Regions from separate parts of the Homo sapiens genome. Here regions 1 and 3 are each linked to region 2. A link is a contact called in ENCODE Hi-C or POLR2A ChIA-PET data. All regions are on one chromosome and are shown on one strand. The core of a region is the stretch at or near the end of the contact, and the rest is flanking DNA. Distances in the headings are between cores, read along the strand shown. Region 1 holds the start of EVI5 (ecotropic viral integration site 5). Region 2 holds the start of GLMN (glomulin, FKBP associated protein). Region 3 holds the start of TGFBR3 (transforming growth factor beta receptor 3).

The links. A loop is a pair of places that touch in the nucleus more often than their neighbours do. ChIA-PET counts read pairs that join two places held with the same protein, here RNA polymerase II (POLR2A). Pooled maps may share reads with other maps.
Region 1: a loop to region 2 is called in a map with no recorded cell type, with 7 times the contacts of the local background. The contact joins the promoter of EVI5 here to the promoter of GLMN in region 2. A Hi-C loop is called at or near these places in 5 of 37 single-sample maps with no recorded cell type and 11 of 50 pooled maps. POLR2A ChIA-PET finds 5 or more read pairs at or near these places in 3 of 52 experiments (HEK293, K562 and activated T-cell).
Region 3: a map of mammary epithelial cell shows a loop between it and region 2 (7-fold over the local background). The contact joins the promoter of TGFBR3 here to the promoter of GLMN in region 2. A Hi-C loop is called at or near these places in 2 of 168 maps with a recorded cell type or tissue (mammary epithelial cell and naive thymus-derived CD4-positive, alpha-beta T cell), 2 of 37 single-sample maps with no recorded cell type and 11 of 50 pooled maps. POLR2A ChIA-PET finds 5 or more read pairs at or near these places in 2 of 52 experiments (WTC11 and activated T-cell).

Annotation. Positions count from the first base shown.
Region 1 is chr1:92,783,749-92,786,545 of GRCh38, forward strand. EVI5 (ecotropic viral integration site 5) reads right to left here and starts at 1,360. Exons shown (of 20, transcript NM_001350197.2): 1 at 1,088-1,360. RefSeq lists a silencer at 941-1,210 and an enhancer at 1,481-1,760.
Region 2 is chr1:92,297,440-92,300,258 of GRCh38, forward strand. GLMN (glomulin, FKBP associated protein) reads right to left here and starts at 1,548. Exons shown (of 19, transcript NM_053274.3): 1 at 1,486-1,548; 2 at 522-590; 3 at 1-90. The coding sequence starts at 560. RPAP2 (RNA polymerase II associated protein 2) reads left to right here and starts at 1,620. Exons shown (of 13, transcript NM_024813.3): 1 at 1,620-1,707; 2 at 2,755-2,800. The coding sequence starts at 1,635. RefSeq lists enhancers at 646-1,542, 1,114-1,583, 1,804-2,033 and a silencer at 1,045-1,382.
Region 3 is chr1:91,884,652-91,887,420 of GRCh38, forward strand. It overlaps TGFBR3 (transforming growth factor beta receptor 3), which reads right to left and starts at 1,500. Exons shown (of 17, transcript NM_003243.5): 1 at 1,227-1,500. RefSeq lists enhancers at 308-1,071, 1,072-1,834 and silencers at 977-1,186, 1,197-1,276, 1,627-1,766.

The DNA.
Region 1 (2,797 bases), core at 110-2,609, 490 kb after region 2:
TTGCAGTGAACCAACGTCGCCACTGCACTCCAGTCTGGCGACAGAGCGAGACTCCCTGTCAAAAAAAAAAAAAAAAAAGAAAAGAAAAGAAAAAGAAAAAGAGCTTCTGGTACACTGGTGAAATTCTACTAACAAAATTTTAAAACAAAAAAAGTTACTTACATCAGCTCAGAACAAAGATTAAAAACTACCAGCAGATCACTTTTCTTTAACTTCAGTAAGCACTGGAATTCATTCTTTCGGCAAAGAAAGGAGTTTATTATTCAACACTGTAACCCAAAGAAAAGATACCACTTCAAGAAAATACTTCTTTTCGAAAGCAGCTCTACCAGCAATAGATAGGAGGAAAGCGAGGAAACCATTCCAAAAGGCTTGGTTTAACTCTTGGGTGAAAGGATGCCAAATGAGATGATCTAAGAAGCCCCAAAGACAGACAGACAGACAGACACAGGGAAATCACAGCAACTCTTTTGAGTGGAAACACCAACACCACAATCCAACCTACCGGAAATCCTGAGGTTAATTTGAGGCTTGCCCCACTAGTCATAAGGTGATTCAGGAATGGCTACAAACTCTTCTCAAGTTCATTCTGGACCTGGCACATCTGTCTTGCCCATCAGCAGCCTGGAGACACGCCATGCGCAGAATCCCGGAGGCCAAGTAAAGACGCCAACTTTGCAAGTCAGGGGGGCGAGTGCTCTCGCCCCTCAGGTCCCCAAAGGGAACCGACTTCTGGCCTCGAGGGTGGGGTGCAGGGTCAGTGTCCTCCACGGGATTTACGAGGACGTGCCCCCGAAGCTGCTCCGTCCCTCCACCGCCCTGGGACGCCACAGTTAGACCCGCCGACGAGTTTCTTCCCCAGCGCCCACGAGAAGGAGGGCTGCGGGCGGCGGCGGCGGCGACAGGCGAGGAAGCGAGTGCAGGGAACTTAGGCCCTGGCGGGGCCAGGCGCGCCCGCCCCGCTCCCACAGCAAAACTTGCGGCGGCCCCCGCCCGCCGCGCCTCGGCCCAGCTGTGCGCCAGCGGAACACGGACTCACCGCCCGCCCGGCCTCCCGGCCCGCCCGGCCTGGCGCAGCGCCCCTCACCTTGGAAACGTTGAGTAGACTTCGCCGTAAACATTAACTTCCCATCCAGCCGGCAGCCGCGCCGCCGCGTCTCAGCGCCTCGGCCCCGCTCCTGGCTCCACGGGTCGCCCGTCCCGAGTTCCCAAAAGCACCACGCTCACTCAGAAGCTCAGGGCCGCCTCGCGACCCTCACCTACCCCTCCCGGCACCGCCGCTGTCGGAACTGCAGCCAGCCCCTTGCCAGCTGGCCAGCTGGTTCCTCCGGGGTCCGGCCCGGCCGCGTCAGGAGAGCCCAAGGCGCAGGCGCGGGAGGGCCTTAAAGAGACCCGGCAGCCTCTACCGCAGAATGGGTTGGAGCAGGTTAGGGGCCGGGCGGGCCGGCCGAGAAAAGGAGAAGGCGAAGGGATTGGACGGAGTGCAGAGGAGGCGGGGAAATCGCTCTCGCCCTCCGCCTCTCTTTCAAAGCACCAGCCTTCAGTCCTGCAAGTCGCCGACTTCCCCGGCCACTGGAACCGCCCCTTCCATGTTAAAACGGTAGAAGACACACCCCCTCGGGGGCCCGAAGCGACCCCGAGCTTAGGACTGCAGGCCTCGCGCTGCCGCACCGACGCGGAGCCTGACTTTCAGGGCCCTGGCACGCGGTGCTGACGCGCATGCTTCGGAAGGCAGCCCCGAGCTCCCCCAGAGGTGGCCTTAGGGCACTCGCAAAAACAATAATCAACGCGTAAATGACACTTGTAATTGTAATGTACTCTTACACGTGTCTTCGCATTGGGTTTATGCAGACTACTGCAGGGGGCAGAACATGGGCACGAATACGTAAGATTCAGCCGGGCAGCCCTCCAGCGTCAACGAAGACATTCTTAGAAGGAAAGTACTTTGTTTGGGACGGAAACAGCCTATTAATTTCTGGTCCAGGAAAAGCAGGCAAGAAAAAGTAAAAAGGCAATACAGATTACTTTCATTATATGTTTAGAAGTGACAGCCGGGCGCGGTGGCTCACACCTGTAATCCCAACACTTTGGGAGGCCGAGGCGGGCGGATTGCCTGAGGTCAGGAGTTGGAGACCAATCTGGCCAACATGGTGAAACCCCGTCTCTACTAAAAATACAAAAAAAAAAAATAGCCCGGCGTCGTGGCGTGCGCCTGTACTCCCAGCCAAGCTACTCTGGAGGCTGAGGCAGGGGAATTGCTTGAACCACGGAGGTGGAGGTTGCAGTGAGCCAAGATCGCGCCACTGCACTCCAGCCTGGGCGACAGAACGATACTCTGTCTCAAAAAAAAAAAGGGACAAAAATTATAATAATTAGCAGCACAAGAAACTCCGGAATTATTTGTCTAGAAATTAGTATCCCTATTTTTAAATTTAAATTTATAAGACAGAATTCGCAGATGGGTTTCCACTGAACTAAGCATTTCAGAAAAAAAAAAAAAAAAAAACCTTACTTTTTTTTCAACAAGATTAGGAAATACCAAGAAATAGGAAGTAAAGCCATGCCCTCCACCCAGCTAAAAACTTTGAAAACTTGAACTTTTATCTGAGGCATATGTTTGCATAACTTTAGGTTGTGCCATTATTTAAAGAAATTTCAATTAACAATTTTATTGCAACTCAATCCTTGTATAAGAAAACTAAGCTACATCCTTGATAATGTACCTCTCCCCTCTTATATTCCATCCGTCAGCAAATTCTATTGGTTTTTCCCTTACAAATGGTCCTTGAATCTGTCC
Region 2 (2,819 bases), core at 298-2,797:
GTCTGTGTGCCCTTCTTCTATGCATCTTTGCCCAGCTAACTGAAATAGGCCAAAATCCTCTTCTTTAAAGTCTTGCTCTTCTAGGATTTGCTGGCAAAAAAAAAAAAAACCCAAAAAACAAACAAAAAAAAGTATATGCAAATAAAAATTAAATACAATAACTTCTTGATTTATCTATGAAAAAAGGAAATCTGTTTAAATTCTAGATAAATGTAACGTAAATAACACACGTATCAAAATTAGGATTACCCTAATAAATACTTTAATAAGTGACCTTGAAATCTACTGTACCAGTGAAATCTATGAAAAGGATCAGGATTAAAATGTAAAAGGTTATTTAGATAAGTATGTCACCTGGAGAAATAATCCAATCTGCCTCCCCCACTCATGCTCTTTACAGGTCAAAAAAAGCAAGGATTAAAGAAGATAAACAATTTGAGTGACCACAAATATAATTAAAAACAATCTGTGCCCTTCCCATATTTTGAAAGGTATTTAATTTTACAAAAATTAATACTTACACATCTCTTTATTATAGACTGAAGTTCCTCTACAGCCATTCTTATTTCTCCTAGTTTCGATGCTAAAATCTACAAATACAAAACACACTGTTAACTATCCGTGATATTACACTTAAGTATTCAAAAGTTATGTTTCAGTGTGATAAATTATTAGTAAATACAATAAAGAAAATGGAAAGTTTTTGTTGTTGTGTTTTTTGGTCCAATAGCATGCTAGGAGAAAATGTAAAGTTTTAAAGTTGAAATGTTATTACTGAATCTTAGTATGTTTGCCTAAGAAAATAAAGTGTTTTTTTAGAAGCCCTTATTGCATGTTTTAAGTTTTCTAGGAGCATAGTTTTGAAAGCTACTTTGAAGGAAAAAAAAACAAAAAAAACCTCTCGAGCACTCCCAAGAGGCGAGGCATATACGAACTAAAGGGCTTTTAAAAAGCAAAGCACTTCTTTTCTGAAAAAAAATTTCCAAAAGGTGGACCTGAAATCAAAATTCTAATCATCAGGGGATTTTTCATTTTTAATGTCTCACCTCACAAAAATTGGGGTGCAACACAAGCTTATCTATAGGGGGTGAAGATTCAGATGCCCTCCATTCCATTTCTCTCTAGGAGTTGCAGTCCCCAAAGTGATCAATCCAGCTAGTGAAATCACTGTATCACACGGAGACAAGACAACGGCGGCCTTCAGGAGGAGACCATCGCTTCTCCTGGCGGCAAGGCTCGGCCCCAAGCCCTCAGTAGGGGCGCGAGTCAGCCCGGTCCTCAGGGCAGCGCGCTGGAAGGCGAGTGAACACCCCAGCGCGCGTGCGGGCTGCATCAGAGGAAGCCATGTCTTCCGATTCCTGCTCGCCTAGGTGGGCAGGCTCCACCACCTCGCGTGGCCTAGTCGGCCCGCAGCACCAAGTCCGCCGCGGCTCACGGCCAACCGCGAGCCCTGGCCACCCTGAACCTCTCCACAACTCCACTTACCGGCCAGAACCCTCGCCTCTCCCAGCCGCCGCCACCTCCTCCGGCGTCTTAGCCCGCTCTTCTGGCCCCGCCCCGCGCTACGCGTAGGGAGGCGGGGCCTCGGGGCGAGACGCCGGAGCGTGTCCCCGTCCGGCAGACTACTCTCCCCCATGGCGGACTTCGCTGGGCCGTCTTCTGCCGGCCGCAAGGCCGGGGCTCCCCGCTGCTCTCGAAAAGCCGCAGGTAGGAGCAAGGATCTCTTCCCACTTTTGGACCCTGAAAGCTGGGCCCCGATCTCGAGTTATAGACCGCAGCGCGCGGGCGCTCCTGAAAGGCTGCTTCAGGGGAGGGGTTCTCCCAGGTAGAGTAGGCCGAAAGCTTCCCACCGCCGTCCGCACCTCCTGGGAAAGATTTCCTGGCCGCCCCTCACCCCTTTACGCCAGTGTTCCAAGATTTCCCTCACGCGGACTGTGGCCCCAGCCTCTGAGACAAAGGACAGTGGAGGCCCCGGGAACCCAGGCCTGGGGTCCCCGGGTTTCGGGGCAAGTGACTAGGGCAGCGTTGGCAGCTGGCCTTGAACCTAGGACCGGTCCTCCTTTCCAGATTGCTTGGGTGCCCAGTTCTTTAAGGTGCCGGACTCCCCTCTTCCCCCAGAGAGGACGTTTGGCAGACGGAGAGAGGTTTCCCCTAAAAGTACCCAGATCTCAGATTTTCAGGAGTGGTTAATTAAGCAACTATGATACAGAAGAAAATTCAATCCCCAAAGAGATACATTTTAACCAAGAAAAATTAGACAGTAATCAATTTGCAAAAACAAATTGCTCTCCCTTCCTATTTCATTTTGATTTACACACGATTGGACATAAAATATGTGGAAAAGAAGAAAAGGTGGTCTACAGTTTGTTATTTGTGTAGGAATCTATCTTGTACCTAATGTGTTTGTGTAGACCTGACCTACTGCCACCATGTGTAGCTTAACTGCGGGGATGCATTTTGAGAAATAAGTTGTTAGTCGATTTCATCCTTGTGTGACCATCATCGAGTGCACTTACACAAACCTAGATGGTACAGCCTACTTACACACTAGGCTATATGGTACAGCCTATTGCTCCCAGGCTACAAACCTGCACAGCATGTTACTGTACTAAGTACTGTAGGCAACTGTATATCTAAACATAGAAAAGGTACAGTAAAAATACAGTATTTTAATCTTATGAGACCGCTGTCTGTATGCTGTCCGTCGTTTACGGAAATGTCATTATGTAGCACATGACTGTATTTTTATTGTAGGTACTAAACAGACAAGTACTTTGAAACAAGAAGATGCTTCTAAAAGGTATGACAGCTACATGGAC
Region 3 (2,769 bases), core at 250-2,749, 410 kb before region 2:
CTAGTGTCTTATCTGTAAAATAGGGTTATTAATAGTGCTTTTCCCATAGAGATGCTGTGAGGATTAAGTGCACACAGTATGGGCTTAGAAAACGTTAGCTGTTATTATTATCCAAAAGAAACAACTGAGTTCACACTGAAGTAACTGTTTGCACTCTGCATTCAGGAAGAAGAAACGGTCTTGACGTGTGTTTTTACTACCTGTGGAGACTTCTCCCAAACCGCTCACTTCTTCGGAAGGACATAAAACTCAGAATACGCCTGGTTCCCCAGCACAGCCTGTCACTCCTACTATCCTCTGCCCTCGCCGCTCCTATCCTGCCACCGCAGGGCTAGCGGCAAGCAGCGCTAACCTCCGTGCGGTGCTTACTCGGTGCCAAGCACTGTTGTAGCACCTCACACACATTAAATCATTAGATGCTCACAGCAACTTTACGGGGCAAGTACTACTATCCTCACTTCACAGCTAGGGAAATGGAACGGTTTTCTTCTTCCAGCTTTTCGTGAGGACACCAAATCCACTAAGTTCTACTTTGCCAAGGTAATTCATGCTTGACACGTCGGCTCCTGACACTATGCGATTCTGCAAAGCGGGGCAAATGCCCTAATAAGATCAAGTCTGCAAGCAGATTCTTCTAGCGACAGTCCAAGATTTCCAAGTTTGTCCTAACCAAATGAATACAAGAAGAGAGCCTTCAAAATAAACCGGGGCGGGGGGGGGCCGAGCTGCAGCTTGCGGCTCAGCCCGCAAGGCACCCTGAGGGCGCGGCCAGCGGGGAACGCAAACCGCGTCCGTGCACGAGTCCGGGAGCCACAGCCTGGGCCACGGCAATTGACTGCGAACCCACAACAAACCATTCCCACCGAAGCTGTCACGCGCCCGGAGGGAAGTGGCCGCCGCGCCCCGCAGGGGTCAGAAGGACCCGCGGAGAGGAAGAGTGAGGGCGGGCGTGGAGAATTCCTCCCCAGCACTGCGCATCGCCGGGGGCACTGCCTGCCCCGTGCGGCCGCTGCCCACGCACCGCTGGCCACCGGTGCCTGCTCCCCGGAGGGTAAACACCGCCCCACCAGCGCCTCCCTCCCAAGGCCGGAGGTCCTGGCGGCTGGAGCGACCCTGGCCGGTAAGTAGGCACTGGCAGCCCGCGCCGCGCCGACGGGCACCCGCGCAGCCTGCAGAGCCCACAGCCCGGGCGGGCTGCAGCGCCGCGGGGCTGGGCCGGCACGTACCTCGGAGGCGGTGTGTCCAGCGGAGATCCACCCGCAGCAAGTTGGAGGAAAGCGGCGGCAAGTTTCCCCGCCCAGCGCTCGGCGGCGGCGAGCTCCGGCAGCTGCTGCGCCGCGGCAAAACTACGCCATCCGGACCCGCTGGGGACTCTCACCTCCTGCAGGGAGCTCCGGGAATCGCGCAGGGAAAGTGGCCGGGGCGCGAGAGCCGCCGACTGCCCTCCTTCACTCGCTGGGAAGAGGAAAGTGCCGCTCGGCGTCCCCGAAACCCTCGATTACCCCCATCAGGCCGACCCGGCGCACTCGCCCTCCCTCGCACACACGCGGGCGGGGACGGGCAGGACGCCACAGCAATCAGCGCGCGGGGGGAAGGGCGCTCCTCCGCCGGCCCCACCGGGGGCTCTCGGCCGCCCAGAAACTCCTCCTCCCGCCTCCCGCCTCCCGCCTCCTCTCTCCTCCCCCTTTGCCTCCGCGGCTGATGGATGAGCCCCGAATGCTGCTCGAGCCTGTGCTTCCCTTCGGGACGAGGAGGCCGAGAGAGAAGGGGCTAGGGGCGCGGCCGGGCTCAGCGTGCCCGGGTTGGGGCGGCCCCTGTCCTGGGGGAAGCGCGAGGGAGACGTGGGCACGAGCTGCGGGGACTCGCTCCCTCAAACGAGGTCCTTTGAACTTTCCAGGGCTCCCTGGAAGAGTTGGATTTTCATTTGGTTCCTTGGTCTTTATATAAAAGTTCTGAAACCTCAGATAATCTGATCACAGCCTCTTGCCCTCTCCCCAGCAGAGCTCCCCCATGCACACATTCATTCTGTCCCTGTGCTTTTTCCCAACCTCCGGTCCCGCTTGTTGTCACGCTCTGATGGTGGGCGCCGGCGGAGTCTTGCCTCTTCCCCTCCAGCAGCTGAGACTGCATTACCCAGCCGTTCCCCCTGCTAGCTAAATAAATTAATACAAATAATGGAGCTAGGTCAGCATTACCGGCGTTACCCGGAGGTGGGCGCGATATGAACGACAGTCTCGGCGGGGCAACGTCCTAAGTACCTGTGCCTGTGCGACGTCCTAAGTACCTGTGCCTGTGAAGTACACGCTGCAGAAGTTGAACTGCTGGCACCAGAACACCACTCTGATACTCTTGCTTACACCCAGTTTTTCTTATTAAAAAGTATACTTAAGTAACAGGACATTGTTTTACAAACAGGCAGGTGAAATGACCGTGGACTGACAGGTTTCAAAGACCAGACTTCCAGTCCTGACTACTGTGCGACCTTCCACAAATGGCTAACGGCTAATACCCGTCAAGGCTCAGTTCAAATGAAGGGCTTGGCCTAGAAGGCTTCTTCCAGTTCTAAAGGGCTATGGACCTATGCCTTTTTTTTTTTTTTTTTTTTTTTTTTTGAGATGGAGTCTCGCCCTGTCGCCCAGGCTGGAGTGCAGTGGCACAATCTCAATCTCAGCTCGCTACAACCTCCGCTTCTCAGGCTCAAGCGATTCTCCCACCTCAGCCTCCTGAGTAGCTGGGATTACTGACAAATGCCACCACGCCCAGCTAACT